Regions from separate parts of the Homo sapiens genome. Here regions 2 and 3 are each linked to region 1. A link is a loop called in an ENCODE intact Hi-C map of the cell type or tissue named here. Cell type or tissue: B cell. All regions are shown on one strand. Region 1 overlaps ACSF3 (acyl-CoA synthetase family member 3). Region 2 overlaps CBFA2T3 (CBFA2/RUNX1 partner transcriptional co-repressor 3). Region 3 holds the start of LOC105371409 (cadmium/zinc-transporting ATPase HMA2).

What was found. Hi-C counts contacts between places; a loop is a spot of excess contacts. Peaks named below come from ENCODE experiments on the same cell type or tissue, not always from the same donor. Only the 100,000 strongest peaks of a DNase experiment are listed, where the experiment ranks them.
Region 2: a loop joins it to region 1, with 5 times the contacts of the local background. A loop is called at or near these places in 4 of 110 quality-filtered maps.
Region 3: it touches region 1 in a loop (4-fold over the local background); 2 of 110 quality-filtered maps call a loop at or near these places.

The regions. Positions count from the first base shown.
Region 1 is chr16:89,113,194-89,118,193 of GRCh38, reverse strand. ACSF3 (acyl-CoA synthetase family member 3) reads right to left here. Exons shown (of 11, transcript NM_001243279.3): 6 at 3,707-3,855. Among named protein-coding and RNA genes, the nearest start is that of ACSF3, 22 kb to the right of the region's middle. RefSeq lists a silencer at 3,339-3,633 and enhancers at 3,729-3,828, 3,028-4,227. In B cell, no CTCF peak of the experiment used is centred here; DNase peaks (open chromatin) are centred at 2,673 and 4,233; H3K4me3 peaks cover 2,519 bases; H3K27ac peaks cover 3,814 bases.
Region 2 is chr16:88,933,538-88,938,537 of GRCh38, reverse strand. All of the region lies in intron 1 of CBFA2T3 (CBFA2/RUNX1 partner transcriptional co-repressor 3), which reads left to right. It overlaps LOC107984871 (a long non-coding RNA gene), which reads left to right. Exons shown (of 2, transcript XR_001752305.3): 1 at 1-952; 2 at 1,400-1,760. Among named protein-coding and RNA genes, the nearest start is that of CBFA2T3, 41 kb to the left of the region's middle. RefSeq lists an enhancer at 2,074-2,273. In B cell, CTCF peaks have their summits at 2,029 and 2,296 (motif pointing left); DNase peaks (open chromatin) are centred at 513, 944, 1,757, 2,337 and 1 weaker place; H3K4me3 peaks cover 1,489 bases; H3K27ac peaks cover 2,295 bases.
Region 3 is chr16:88,923,227-88,928,226 of GRCh38, reverse strand. The region is part of intron 1 of CBFA2T3 (CBFA2/RUNX1 partner transcriptional co-repressor 3); the gene reads left to right. LOC105371409 (cadmium/zinc-transporting ATPase HMA2) reads right to left here and starts at 2,937. Exons shown (of 2, transcript XR_005647007.2): 1 at 2,206-2,937; 2 at 1-1,102. RefSeq lists enhancers at 702-1,608, 2,518-3,425, 3,426-4,334, 4,335-5,000. In B cell, a CTCF peak has its summit at 2,838 (motif pointing left); DNase peaks (open chromatin) are centred at 2,806 and 4,716; H3K27ac peaks cover 412 bases.

The DNA.
Region 1 (5,000 bases):
CATCCCTGGCGCCCGAGGGAACCTGCCGTCAGGCTCTGCCTTAGAGAAGAGAGAGCGTCCCCGGCGCCCGAGGGAATCTGCCGTGGGCTCTGCCTTAGAGAAGAGAGAGCGTCCCCGGCGCCCGAGGGAACCTGCCGTGGGCTCTGCCTTAGAGAAGAGGGAACGTCCCTGGCGCCTGAGGGAACCTGCTGTGGGCTCTGCCTTAGAGAAGAGGGAATGTCCTTGGCGCCTGAGGGAACCTACTGTGGGCTCTGCCTTAGAGAAGAGGGAGCATCCCCGGCACCCGAGGGAACCTGCCGTCGGTAGCTGAAGACTCGGGGATTGGTGCACTCAGGTTTCTTGCCCAATAACCCTGAAGCTTCAGGGTCTCTGGATCCCCCTCCTCAGCCGGGGACTCCTCTCCCTGTGCCATCTGTCTGGGGCTCCTTCCTGTTCGCCTAGGAGTTCTGATTCCAGCGTGGGGAAGCTGAGCCTCCCCTGGGTCTCTGGGCTACTATCTGCTCCTTGGCGCCCTCGGTGTGGACGGCGGTCCCTGGGCTGCTCCTTGGCGCTCTTGGTGTGGACGGCGGTCCCTGGGCTGCTCCTGACGCTCTCAGTGTAGACAGTGGTCCCTGGGCTGCTCCTGACATCCTCGGTGTAGACAGCAGTCCCCGGGCTGCTCCTGACTCCCTGGGTGTAGACAGTGGTCCCTGGGCTGCTCATGACTCCCTCGGTGTAGACAGTGGTCCCTGGGCTGCTCCTGATTTCAGCTTCTCAGCCTTGTATCTGTTCCAGTAAAAAAGGCTAGGGGGGCACTGTCCATCTTCTCTAGTGAGGGCCATTGAAGAGGTCACCGTGCTCCTGGGAAGTGCATCACTCACCAGCCGCGTGACCGTGGGCAGGCTCATGGGTTCTTGTATGTGAGTGCAAAATATGACCCCATCGCAGGGGCTGTTTCGAGAAGATCAAAAGAGAGGACGCCCACAAAGCAATGCTGTGGATGAACAGTCATCATGAACTACAAACTGTGCAGACAGATTCTGAATACACAGAACTTGTCCTGCTCACATGTCCGGAACAAAGAGAGGACAAAGCCCAGAGCCCGTTACCCTTTCAGTCCTCACTTGCCTGCAGCCTGCAGCCTCAGCGAGCCGGGCTTTGCTCATTCCGTCCATATTACGTGGTGACTGTGGCCGGTGGCACTGGACAAAACCAGCACATCCTACTAAGAAGGACAACGATAAGGACAGAGACTCAACAGACCAGTCACATTTGATTTCAAGGTCCCCATCTTATTTCCACCAGAGAGCTTTAGCCACCGAAGAAACAGCTGGTGCCGCAGCCATCGTGGAGATGCGCGAGTCAGCCCAGAGCAGGGGCCGCTAGCACTGACGGAGGTGGAGGTTTCCTGGGGTCTGAGACTAACGCGGGAGCCGGCCCAGGGCAGGGGCCACCAGCACTGACGGCGGTTTCCTGGGGTCTGAGACTAGGATGTATTTCTCATCACTCACACTGACTTCTTTTCACAACATGCCCCCACCCGCCCACTGCCCTGGGCACTGTTGCAGCAGGCACTGCACTCTGTGCGGCCACCCCACTGGCAGCTCTGCACGGCAGCTGAGGATCTCGCTGCCATGGCCCTGTCATTCTGCTCAGGATGCCCCAGCCAAACCGAGACTTTACACTCAGAATACACTTAACAGCCCCCATGGCTCCCCAGGCCCAGCAAAGGGGCGTGAGCCTACAGTCTCTCCTCCTCCCAGCCCAGCAGCCAGCCAGCCCTCACACTCACCTTGCAGGCCCCAGCACCGTATCGCTGCCTGGCACCAGCTGGTCCCTGCCTGGGCCTGAACCCCCATGTCCACGCTTACCCTAGAGTCCCAGGAACCAAGCAGGCATGGAATGAGCCAAAGGGCACACGGAAAGCAATGGGACAGAGCAGAGCCCAGGAGCCGACCCCTCAGGAGTCGACGGACTTTCAACAAAGATCCAAAGGGCTGTTCGATGGAGAAGGGAGTCTTTTCAACGAACAGTGCTAAAAAGTTAGACATTCACACACTAAAAAAGAACTGTGGTCCGTATCTCGCACTATGTACAAACATTAACTCAAAATGGATCATGGTCCCAAACGTAAGAGCTGAAACTATTCTCTGTGACTTTGGGCTACGCAAGGATTTATTAGATATGACATCAGACAATTCACAAAACAAATTGATAAACCGGGCCAAAACCTAAAACTCCTGATTTTAAAGACGCTGTTAGGTGAATGGGAAGACAAACCACAAGCTGGGAGATGATATTTAAAATCGCACAGCTGACACTTGGGTCCCGAATTTTAAAAGCTCTCAAAACTCAAGAAAACAAAGGCCCCAGTTGAAAACGGAATGACACGAACAGGAAGAGGTGCTCAACGCCACCCATCATGAGAGAATCATGAACTCAACGAGACACCACCACCGCCCGCTGGAGCAGCAGGTGCTCGTGACCTCCCACCCATTGCAGGGGGAAGGGGATGGTGTAGCCGCTCTGGAGAACAGCTTGAAAGCTTCAGACAACACAGCAATCTCTCTCCTAGGTATCTGCCCAGGTGAAATAAAAAACCACGTTCGCACAGAAACCTGCACACAAATGTTGATAACATCTCACGTGTCATTGCTTAAAACAGGGTCACAAGCGGTGCCGCACCCACACCACGGATGCCACTCAGCAGGGAAAGGCGCGGGCTCTGACGCACACAGCACAGGCAGTTGACTGTGGGCGGAAGCCGGGCGGAAGCAGACAGGCTCAGAGGCCACGTCCTGCAGGATTTAGCCACGTGGCCTCCCAGAAAAAGCAAAACCACAAGAAGAGAAACAGGAACAAGGGGCCAGGCCTCGGGGGTGGAGGAGGTGCTGAGCACTAGGAAGGGAGTTTCTGAGGCGAGGAACCCTTCTCTATTTTGACTGTGATGATGTTTCTTAAGACACACAGAGCTGCACGCCAGAGGGGTGAATTTTTACTGGGTCTGCAGGTAAGCAGCTGCACAGACAGATGTGCGGGATGGTCTCACTTTAAGTCTGCACTGAGATCTCTCTTCTACTCTAGACAGACTGGAAGGGCTGCGCAGAAAGCAGCAGGGTGGCCCCCCAGCTGTGGGCTCTGTTCCCAGAAGTCCCAGCGGAGGACCCAGGGCTCAAATGGTTGGGTCAGATGAAAGTCAGAATGGGATGTGTTAGGGAAGGCTGGACAAGAGGGGCCCGGTATCAGGAGCCCACATCTAGAGAAGGAAGACAGGTGCTTGACTCATCCCACCCTGCCCACCACACCCACCTCTCCTGGCACTGCTGCTGGCGCTGTGTGGCACCCGGACTCCAGACAGACGGAGGCTGCCACCACTGCTGATGTGGTCTGGAGCCAACAGCATGGCCCCCCGCCTTCCTCTGAGACATGCACTGACGCCTGCATTCCAGGCATTGCTGTTCTTCCCATTGTCTCCCCAGTCATACAGCCAGGGGCCAGCACAGACACCTCCCCCATCCACCCGACTGAGACTTGGGAGAAGGCTGATCTACCCAGAGGGGACAGGTCGCAGTGCATCCTGAGTGCTCTCCTGGCCGAGTGGCCTGTCCCACGGGGGAGCATCCTCCATGCCGCCCTTCAGTCCGAATGTGGGTGGTTCGAGACTGGCCCACCTTGGGGGGCTCAGAGCACAGTGGAAGAGGAACGCAGCTGTGGGAAGTGCTCGTACCTGGCAGGCGCACGGCAGTGGTCAGGGGCCCGGACAGAGCCATGCCGATCTCGGTCATGCCATACCGCTCCAGCAGGGTGTGGCCCGTGATGTTCTTCCACTTCTCCAGCACTGGGAGGGGCAGGGCAGCTGAGCCTGAGACCATCAGCCTACGCGGCACAACCAAAGGCAGGTTTAGCCCCTTGGGACGTGGCTCTCGCGTGCAAAGGTGGCAGGTTTAGCCCCTCAGGAGGCGGCCCTTGCTTGCAAAAGTGGCAGCTCCTTCACGAGTGCAGGAGCCCCAGGCCGTGGGTACAGCACCACTGTGCGACACCCGGGACCAACGCTGCAGTCTGCGCTACGGCGTGACTTTGTTTTTTGAAAACGATCTGTTGGGTGTATTTTAGAAGGAAGCAGGTCCAACAGCTAATGAGGGTAAACAATGTGCTTAGGGTCCGCGGTGTCCCCTGCAAAGTTCCTGCGCTGTTCACAACCACGCTCAAGAACAGCAGTGACCGTGCAGCTGCCGACCACGGAGCTGATCACGGGTGAACAGCCACGGCGCTGCAGGCTGCGGCCAGGCACATCCGGGGACTACAGCCGGCTCAGCTTGCAGGCTCTGCAGCAGAACGCGGACATGGGTGAATGGCCGCGGCACCCAAGGGGTGGGGCCGGGCACACCCAAGGGGCTCAGAACCACCCGCAGAACTGCAGCCATCTTGGCCCACAGGGTCAGCTCAGGCTTGGCAGGAGAACACGGGCCCTGAGAACTCCGAGTCCCCGCGCTCTCACACAGCATTTCCCGCAGCCTCACGGGCAGTAGGGAAGGCGCTTTTGTTTGCGGTCTGAGCGGAGTGGTCCCTGCTGCTGCCCCTGCTTTACGAGGAGGCACCACTGACAGGACCCCCGCTGGGAGATCCAGATGGCCGAGGTCTCATTGCCTCTGTCACCCCAGAAATCACCTGATCCTCTCCTTCACTGACCTCGTTCTTGCCCTTGGTTCCTTAGATTTGGTAAAACGTTGTGCTCACCCTGCTCAGCTTGGGGCCTGCCCAGCCCCAGGGTATCCCAGCAGTAGCAGCAGCAAAACCATGGGCTCCGGTGGCCTCACAGAAAAGGGGCAAGGGAACGGCAAAGAGAGCGAAGCGGTTCAGACATGTGCCTTGGACAACCCGGAATTCTCTCCAGGAACAAAGGTGCCGCTTCCCTGTGCACTTCCTGGGGACTGGGAGGAGCGCGCGGCAGCCACAGACACACACATCCCACTGGAAACTGGATGGCAGTGGAGCCTTCAGTTCCTGCAGTGCACCCTCCA
Region 2 (5,000 bases), 180 kb after region 1:
AGCCTACAACAGCGCTGGGGCTTACACGCACTGTCGCGTCCCTGTAACACCCACGAGGGCCGTGGAGCGTTCCCCGTCTCCGACGCCGGGAGAGGTACAGTCACTCCACAGGTCATGCAGGGAGCCAGTCTGACGGCGGGCCGCAGCGAGTGTCTCCAGGCCCCTGTCCAGCCCCGCCCAGTCCCTGTCCAGCCCTGCCCGGGCGTTCCTTTGCCTGTGCTGTCGGTCCCCATCCCCAGCCTGCCGGGCCACATTCTTAGAGCACCTGAGCACCCCCAAGGGACTGGGGGATCTGGTGGCTGAGGGCTCGGTCATGACTCGGGGTTAGCACTGTAGGTGCAAAAGCCCTCACCTGGATACAGGCCCTGGGGCCCATCTGGGGTCAGGGCACGGGTGGGAGAACTTGACCTCTGCCCTGCCTGGGTCATGGAGCCCCAAGGCCAGCCTCATCCCGGCTGCTCTAGGTCTGCACCTCTGGCCAGCCCCACCTCTGCTTCCTGCCCTGCTGTGCAGGGGAGGGAGGTCGTTGTTGCTAAAGACCCTCCAGAAGCCACTGGAACATTGCCCGGCTATTATCACAGACATGGCATCCAGTGTTCATAGAAATCCACGTCCAGGCAACCGATGTCACCTCCCAGGCTGGCCCCAGGCCCCTGGGGACGGAAAGGACCTAAACTCTACAATTTGTCAATGCCGGAGGGTGGCTTTGCCACCACTTCACTTACAGGACAAAAAGTGCCTGTCCTCCAGTGCTCATTCCCTGGGCAAGTATTGATCGAACACCTACTCCATACCAGGCGGGGGCAGAGTCACATGCAGTGAGAGGCACCCAGGCCCTGCATTGGATCCTCACGGCAGCCAGCCCTGAGGGCACCGCTGCTGCCCCACTTTCCAGACCGGGAAGCCGAGGCCCACAGAAGTTCCTAGCTCACAGCGCAGGAGCCCGACGCGGGTGGGTACCACGGGGCTCTGTCTGTGACACATCCAGGGTGGTCAGGCCCCTGGAACTTCCCACTGAGTTCTGACACGGGAGGGCCAGCGTGGGGACGGCAGGGAGTGGGCCGGGAGTGTGCAGAGTCCAGTGCACACTGTGGGCTGGGACCCGCTGCCTCGCAGGGGCAGGAGAGGGGTGGAAACACAACTGCTGGGGTACTGGCTAGGGAGGTGCAGGCCGCTTGAGGGCAGCTCAGAGGGAGGCTCACGACAGCGTCACCATCCCTGGTGTCAGGGCCAGGTTGGGTGGACACCACGCTGTTCGTCCACCTCGTGGCTCAGTCTCTCTGGGAAAGCCTGCGTCAGTGAACGACACCCCAGATCCTTTCCTGGGGGTTTTATTCTCCACCTCCTGACTTTCCTGGGCAGAGTGAGAAGGCCTGGTTCTGCTTCTGCGCTTCCGTAGGCCGGGACCTTCCTTTCAGCGGAGCCCAGGCCGTGCTGCGGGAAACAGCCCACCGGGCAGGCCTGGGAGGGCCGCCTTAGCCGAGAGCAAATGCAGGCAAGGGCTTTGCTTGTCTGGAAAAAAAATTCCTGGAGTGGAAACCGCCCTTGTAGCATCAGTGGAAAAGACTCAGGCGGAGACCTGGCAGTTGGGCTGGAAACTGACGATGAGGAGAGTGAGAGATAACTGCTCCCCAGTCCCCACTTCTGAGCTCGCAGCTTGCCCCGAGGGTGGGAGCTGGGGACTCAGGACCCGCCGGGATCCGGCTTTCCGCCTGTGCTGTGGCAATGAGTTTCCTGTGGCAATAAAACAGAAGTTCAGACTTCTGCTTTTTGTAATTCGTGGGACCTCACTGAGAGCCAGATGTCACTGGGAAGGAAAACAAAGATGAATTTGGCCGTAATAAGGAAGATGTCTCCCGGAGCCAAGGCACCAGCAGCCCAGCCGGCAGCTCACCCCGCACTGCTGTCGGCCGCCTGCCTCTGCGTTTCCCGCCCGCTTAGCCACCCAGGGCCGGTTCTGCCCCGTCGGGTCTGGGCAGCTCAGAGCCTCCTCGGCTGCCCCTGAGGCTGAGGTCGTGGTGGATACTCGGCTGCCCCTGAGGCTGGGGTCGTGGTGGATACTCGGCTGCCCCTGAGGCTGGGGTCGTGGTGGATACTCGGCTGCCCCTGAGGCTGGGGTCGTGGTGGATGCTTGGCTGCCCCTGAGGCTGGGGTCATGGTGGACGTGGCAGGAGGAGGTTTGGGGAGGAAGTCCAGGCACCGGGGCAGTCTTCTGTTTACTCAGCAGAGGAAAGTCCACACCGGGGAGGCAGCAGGTGGGACCTGCCGGAGACCAGGATGGGAGATACCTGGGAGACGCCCAGGAAATGCCCGGGGCAGTCAGGAGGGCTCCTGCGCACCCTGGTGGCCCCAGGTCACACATGGAACTCATGAGGAAGTCCCCGCCCAGTGTACCCGACCTCCCTGAGTACCCGGGAAAGCCAGGGTGCCATCAAGCCAGCAGGGGAAGCAGCTCCAGCTGCAGTGAGACCCTCTTACAGGTGGGGAGGGGCTCCCCACGAGGGCCAGGGGTGACTGCAGCCCCCTGCCCTGTTCCCGGAGGCAGCGGGGAGGGGGATGGGCAGCCCCTCGGTTTCTTGGAGCCCCCACCTGGATTCGACTCCCCTCCCAGCAGCTGCGTGACCTACACCACATATTCCCATCTGTCCCTCGGGTCTCAAACGCAAAATGCAGTCACAAAGGCATTTACCCCTTCGGGCTGTGATGAGCTGGGATGTGTGTGTCTGGACTGGGACCATCAGCCTCGTCCCTTTTCTGGGGGGACACCCGGTGGTGTCCTGAGGCTCAGTGGTGGATGCGGCATGATGCAGCTCTGCACCCAGGCCCCCTTCTCTGCAGGCCCCCGAACAGAAGTTCATTGTCTGCACCTTTGCAAAATGGGGTGGTCCAGAGAGACCACCTCGATGGTCAGACTCTGGCACAGCCCAGACCCCAGGCCCTGTGCCTGCTCCACCCACGCGAGGACAGCCTGCAAGCTTGGGGCCAAGCCCTGGGCCCCCGGGTGCACCACGCCACCTGCAGACCCATTTACAGAGGGGAAACTGAGGGTAAGATCAGTTGTACTCTAGTTACTCCCTGTCAGAGGCAGAATTCCCACTTGGGAGCCGAGGCCACCTGACTTGGGCCCTCCAGAGCCTAGGTATTTCTGCACCACCAGGGTCCCCACGCAGGTGGTGGGGGGCTCTCACCAGGCCTGGGGATTGCCGGGCCCCTCCCCTTGCCTTGGCCACCACACCAGGGCTCCACAGCCTAGTCCAGCCCAGCCTGTACTCAGAGCGCAGTGGACATGGGGCCCTTCCATGCAGCCTCTCCTGCGCCAGAGACATCAGAACCCAGGACTGCCCCTGACCGGGGGCAGCGTTGGGTCTCTGGGCCGTGGCTGTGCCCAAGTGGACAGAACAGGGGCCTTGGGTGCTGGACTCCACGTATCCCTGTGCCTGATGGAGGCTTGCAGCTCCACCACGTGGCCTTCAGCTCCCTTAAAGAATGCGTCCTTCTGGCCAGGCACGGTGGCTTACGCCTGTAATCCCAGCACTTTGGGAGGCCAAGGCGGGTGGATCACGAGGTCAGGAGATCGAGACCATCCTGGCTAACACGGTGAAACCCCGTCTCTACTAAAAAATACAAAAAATTAGCCGGGCGTGGTGGCGGGCGCCTGTAGTCCCAGCTACTGGGGAGGCTGAGGCAGGAGAATAGCGTGAACCCGGGAGGCAGAGCTTGCAGTGAGCCGAGATCGCGCCACTGCACTCCAGCCTGGGCGACAGAGCGAGACTCCGTCTCCGAGAAAAAAAGAATGCGTCCTTCTGAACTTCGGGGGTGGAAGAGGGCAGGGCACGGCCCTTCGTGCCTCTTTCGTGGCATCTCTGCCTCCTTTACCAGGCCCTGCCAACAGCAAGAATAGGCAGGCAGCGAGGCCAGACTCCTCTCCGCTCCTCTGGGCCTCCGTGTCCCCATCTGTCCCTTGCGGGGGTTGGTCAGCACCACACACTGTGCACAGGGAAGATGGAGCCTCGCCTGTCGCCCCCCGATGGTGCCGGCCGTGCCGGCCAGGTGTGTGGCTGAGACCCTCTCTGTGTGGCCCTGCTGGCTGCTGTGTCCCCACCGTGCCTCTGCGGCCGAGCTGCTCCTTCAGGGTCCAGCACTTTTCATGCCCAGAAGCCCAAAGCATCCAACAGGGGACCTGGGAGCAGAGTGTTCGGGAACGTGCATGGAGCCTCCCCTATGGGCCCAAGTCGGCCCCTCCTGTGACCTGAGCAGCCACTGTGGGGCAGCCCTTCTCGCCCGTGCCTCCATGTGCCGAGGGGCATGGGGCAGCCCTTCTCGCCGGTGCCTCCGTGTGCCGAGGGGCGTGGGGCAGCCCTTCTCGCCGGTGCCTCCGTGTGCCGAGGGGCGGCCTCTCCCAAGGGAGCTTCGGCATGCCAGGGAAGGGGCGTGGATCATTTCAGACTGTCTCGTGGCCACGTTGAAAAAGGGAAGAAGAGACCGGGCAAAATTAATGTTTATAATATATAATCTTACTTAACCCAGTGTGTCCAAAACTCATTATTTTCGACATGCACTGATTTTTAAGCGACTGAGGTATTTTTTTTTCAGCTCTCCCGGGGGCAGCGTGCAGCTTGGCTCACTGGGGTCTCGCCTCTGTCCTCCTCGTGCCGGTCTTGTGCTTGCGGCTGCTGTACTGCACAGAGCAGAGGGACGGGGATTTCACCAAGTCACATACGCGTGGCATGAAGTGGCCACTATGGCTGTGGGGACGCAGACGTGTGGCACTGTGAGGCGTGTGAGGCGTATAGAGGCACGTGACGTGTGCAGAGGCGTGCAGACGTGTGGCACTGTGAGGCGTGTGAGGCGTATAGAGGCACGTGACGTGTGCAGAGGCGTGCAGACGTGTGGCACTGTGAGGCGTGTGAGGCGTATAGAGGCACGTGACGTGTGCAGAGGCGTGCAGACGTGTGGCACTGTGAGGCGTGTGAGGCGTATAGAGGCACGTGACGTGTGCA
Region 3 (5,000 bases), 190 kb after region 1:
GCCCCAGTGCTGCCGAACAAACCACCCCAAACTCAGAGGCGTGAGGCAACCCTGGTGGTGCTCAGAGACCCTCGGGCCAAGGAGTCGGAACAGAGCCCCGTGGGACAGTGATGGCCCCGTGGTGGCCAGGGTCTCGGCCAGGTGGCCTTCCCTGCTGGGGTTCAAAGGCTCGGCTTGGGGGTGCCAGGGGCTCGGTCAGCAGCGGTGGGTGCCGGGAGCCGCTGCCTGTGGACAGAGGCCTCCGTGAGGCCCTCCCTGCGGCTCCCACTTCAGAGGACGCCCCACACTGGGCAGGGTTGCCCGTGTCAGCATCTGCGGCTTTTCTGAGCTGACCGCAGCGTGTCACGAGGCGCCTTTCCATCGTGGCCCGTGCAGCCCAGCAGGAGGGGACCGGATCCCACCTCCTGAGGGAGCAGGTGGGAAGTCTGGCTGACCTGTCTTCGGGTCAGTGTTGGCTCCCGGGTGTCCGCACGGGCGGACGGCCAGCTGGGCCTCCGGGGCCTGGGGAGGAGGAGGCGGAAGGGGGATCATCCCAGGCAGTGCTGGCTTCCCCGGCTCCCTCTGTGACAGCTGAACCCCCCTACAGCTGCAGCCTAGCCCCAGAGCAGCCCGGAGATTATCACCTGCAGGCTGCATGCCAGGCTGGTACCTGGGTGGCGTGGCCCCCATGGCCAGGGTCGCTGTCTCCCTGGATGCCCAGCTCTGACCTCATGAAGGGTTGCAGGGAGGTCCCTGGAGGAGAACAGGTGGACCCACCTCTTCCCCAGCCCCTCCTCCACCCCGGCAGGATTCAGACACCCAGAAAACAGGCTGGGTCTGGGGTCAGGATCTGGCTCGAGGAGGATCTGGGGCCCCCAGTTTCCAGCTGCCTCTCCCCACAGATGGGGCCCAGCGGCCTCACCTCAGCGGGGGCATCAGTGCTGCCTGGGGAAGTCCATGCACCCGAGGGCAGGGCGGGACCCGGCTTGTCACGTCGACCTGGCCTTGACGCTGACATCTCTGAGCCACGCCTCCATCTGACCCAACTCGTTAGGCGGTGCCCGTTCATTCCCTCGACAAATAGTGATTGGTGCCTGCTGTACGCCCGGGGCTGCTGCTCCGTCTGGCAGAGACAGAGTGAAGGAAGGGAGCAGCGATGATGTTGCCCCACCAAGGGCCGTGGGGGTTGACACTGGCTTCTCTGGTAAAGGGACGTGGAACTTAGCTGCGGGAGGAGGGAAGGACCACGCGTGCCAGGCCCGAGGCAGGAGTGTGCCGCCACCTCCAGGACCAGTGAGGAGCCTTGTCTCAGAGAAAGGAGATGAGGGCAGGGAGGCAGCGGGGGCCGGACGGGGCTGCCCTGCTGCTGCAAGGACCTCGCTGTGAGGTGGGGCACAAGGGACAGGCACGGAAGGCCTTGTGAGCTCCTGGGAGCCCACGGTGCACCGAGGCACCAGCCCAATCCAGAGGAGGAATTCCCAGCAACCCCCACTGTGAACACCTCCGTCCCGTCTTACAGCCGAGGAAACTGAGGCTCAGCAGGCCCCACCCTGGCACGCACGGGACCATGGCCAGCTTGTCCCTTGGGAAGATCCTGCCCTCGGGCCTCCCTGCAGCCATGCAGTGGGGGCAGCGCTCACCCACGCTGTCCTGACACAAAGCTCGTTGGCTGACCCAGGGCCACCTGGTGTGACGCATGACAAACCTCTGTGTCACAGCCCTGAGACTCCGGCCTGGTGACTGGCCCCGAGCAGGAGAGATAGAAAGAGAGGTCGCTCAGCCTCGACCCCTGAAAACCACAGCACAGGGCTGAGCAGACACCGACATTTTGGAGACGAGGCTGGGACAGACGCCCCCCAGCCCATAGCACGCCAGGTCCCTCGGAGCGCTTGGGGGGCCTTCAGTGGTGGATTGAGGAGGTTTGTCCAGCTGGACATTGGAGGAGGAATTTGTCACACCTTTTAGGTGCTGGAACTCCCTGCACGGAACCCAGATTCACTCCTCGCCTCTGGGAACAAGGTTAGGCTCTTGGAGGCGGCAGCCCGGCCCCAGAAGCCAGTTGTACCCCCGGCTGCGGCTCTGCTCTGCCCTCCTGGGAATTCGCTCACTGGCCCCATCACAGTGGGATTAACCCCCTTTCACAGGTGGGGAACGTGAGACCGCCCAGCGCCCACCAAGTGCTCCCTGCACAATTCACGGGGGCCTCCCCCGTCTCACGGAGCTGACCTTCCAGGGGGCAGAAGAGATGGTGCCAGTTCGAGGCTGCAGCCTGTGGGAGACAGGACAGCCGTGTCTTTCTGGTCCTGGTCCTTCTCAGCCTCTCTTTTAAAAATCATCGTAAAAACGTTCACATGGCGTCTGGCGTAGAGAGGATGGCACCGACTCCGCAGTGCCACCCATGTCCTTGGTACCGGGGCTCCCTATGCCGCAGCCTGGAAAAGCCCGTCGCCGGGGAGCAGGAGCAGCTCTGAGCCCCCGGGAAAGCACATTGCCATCTCCACACACGCAGGGGCTCCCGGCGGGCAGTCGGGCAGACAGTGAAGGCTGAGGGACGGCCCCTGAAGAAACTAGAAGCCTCCGGTTACCCTGGTGCCCTGGAGGGAGAAGCAGCATTCAGAGTCATCCAGGTGGCCTCAGGCAGGCCTGGAGCCTCTCTGAGCCTGTGTCTGCCACTGCAAAGTGACTGCCTGTCCCGCCTGCCACCCTCAGAGTCGTCCTTCTGCTGGGATGAGAGCAGCGCAGGGCACTCGGAGCAGGTCTCTGGCTGCCTGGCACAGGAAGGGCCTCCCTCCCCTGCAGAATATTCCCTGGGGGCTGTTTTGACTCAGCAGCACCACCCCCTGGCCCCCTGCAGATCTCCTGGAGGCTGCATGAGAGCGCCTGGTGGATGAGTCAGGGTACCCGGAAGGCACCGCTCAGGAGGGAGCAGCAGAGCAGGCCCCTTGTGGGTCTCCCCCGAGCAGCTGCCACCACGGCTGCGGCTGCACCGTGCCCAAGCCCGGCCCATCTGCCTGCCTGGCACCTTCCCAAGGCCGGGGGCTGGGAGAGGACCAATCCGGGCAGGGCTGGAACCCGGCCCTCTGCCCACTGCGGACATGGCCTGCTGCCCCAGGGTCAGCGAGCTCGGTGTCCAGGACGAGGCCGTTGCTGTGTGATTCCGGGCGGGTCCCTCTCTCTCCACTGCTTCCCCCTTGGGCTGGTGCAGAGCTGAGACCCCTCGCAGACACAGCAAGCCCTGGGCTTGGCCACGGTGACCGGTGGCTTGTAATTTCTTCAGGGCCGTCCCTCAGTTTTCACTGTCTGCACCCACACGTGGTGGCGGGGAGTGTGGCTCTGTGGCCTTGGTGGAGAGAGCACTCAGTGAGGTGGGAGGCGGTGGCAGCGGCCTCCATCAGCCCGAAGCTGTGGGCAGGACTCGCCTTCACAGCCCCTGATTGGGTCTAAATTCAACAGGTGGTTTCCTGCACCTGCTTGGCCCCCAGTGCCTGGCTGTCCCCGCCGCGTCCGGCCAGCTGGGGCAATGGGTGAGACCATCTGCATCTGGGCAGCAGAGGCTGTCTGACGAGAGTGACCTCATGCTCCCGGCCATGGGGCTCTGCCTCTGGGAGCCACAAGGCTTGTCCTGTGCTGCCTTGCAGGGGCCACTCCCTGCTTCCAGCTGCTTCGAGGCCCCACGACACAGCACCGAGAGCTGCCCTGGTGGCCCCCGCAGCCACCACTGGGCCCTCCGCCCGCTCTTCTCCCCCTGGCCTGTGTCTGCCCATTGCTGGACCCGTCTCCAAGGCCATCCCAGCCATCGCCCCCGAGAGCCTCGTTCCCCACCTTCCTGGACCCCGGGTCCCTCTCCTTTTGTCTCAGCAGAGTCTAGCCTCCTTGTGGTCGGCGGCCCCAGGGAGGCAGGGCCAGGGCGGAGCTTGTGCAGGGCGACTGGAGCGGTCCTGAAGGCACGCAGTGTGCCCCACGTCAGCACAGCCGTTGCAGCTCCCAGGGAATAGCAAGGAAGGCGGGGCCCAGAGAGGGCAGATCTTCACTCAGGCTCACTGGGACTCAGCCCAGCAGGTGTAGCCCCTCCAGGGTAGACATGACCACCACCTGCCCCGCCCCACCGCAGGGGTCCTTGCTTTAGCCCAGCAGGCGCGGCCCTCCCACCCTGGCTCCTTGCTTTAGCCCTGGCTGGGTTGCTGTGACCTTGCCTGACCACGCCCCCACCTCCACCCGCGGTCTTTGCTGTAACCATGGCTGGGTCGCTGTGCACCCTTGCCGGGCTGTGCACCCTCAGCATGAGATCCCAGGGTCTTCGTGGTCCTTGCACTGTGGTGATCTATGCTCCAAAGTCCTGGCCAGTGAGCCTGGCCTCTCACCTTTGACTGGGCTCCTCCCCCGGCCCCACCTTTGAGAGAGGACGGTCCTCGGGGGTGGGTTCGGCATTCTGGTCTTTCCCAGAGCCTCCCCAACCTAGACGGTGCCGGTGTCCAGCCCAGGAGCCCAGAGCCCGAGTTCCAAAGCCGACCTCCATGTCGGAGCCTTCCCACCCTGACAGCAGGAGCGACATGTGTGAGCCGGGTTGCGGAGGATGCGCAGCTTGGCCTCCCTCCCCGAGCTGTGCTGCGCGCCAGGACTGGGCTGTGCAGAGCCTGCAGCCCCTTCACAACCCAGCTGCTCCCCAGCTGCCCCCTCACGGCTCAGTTGCTCCCCAGCTCACACAGCAGGAAGTGCATTTGTTGCTGAAATTGTCTCAAAGGCCCCAAACAAACAGCCCTTCTGGTGGCAGTGGATGTGGCGGGTAACATGGGTGGCCAAAGGTCTGAGAGGCCCCCACTCAGCTTGAGGTCTCTGTGCAAGTCCCTGGCAGCTCAGGAAACCTCAAGGCAACTAGCAGCTCAGCCTGGTGGCCTGCCTGGAAAAGGAGGCAGGCAGGGGGCAGTGGGCAGAAGCGCCGAATCCTCACCTCCTCTGTGCGATGAGGAGGGGGTGCGGGTCCCCCCCGTTTCACAGGGAGAACGCTGAGGCCCAGCAAGGCC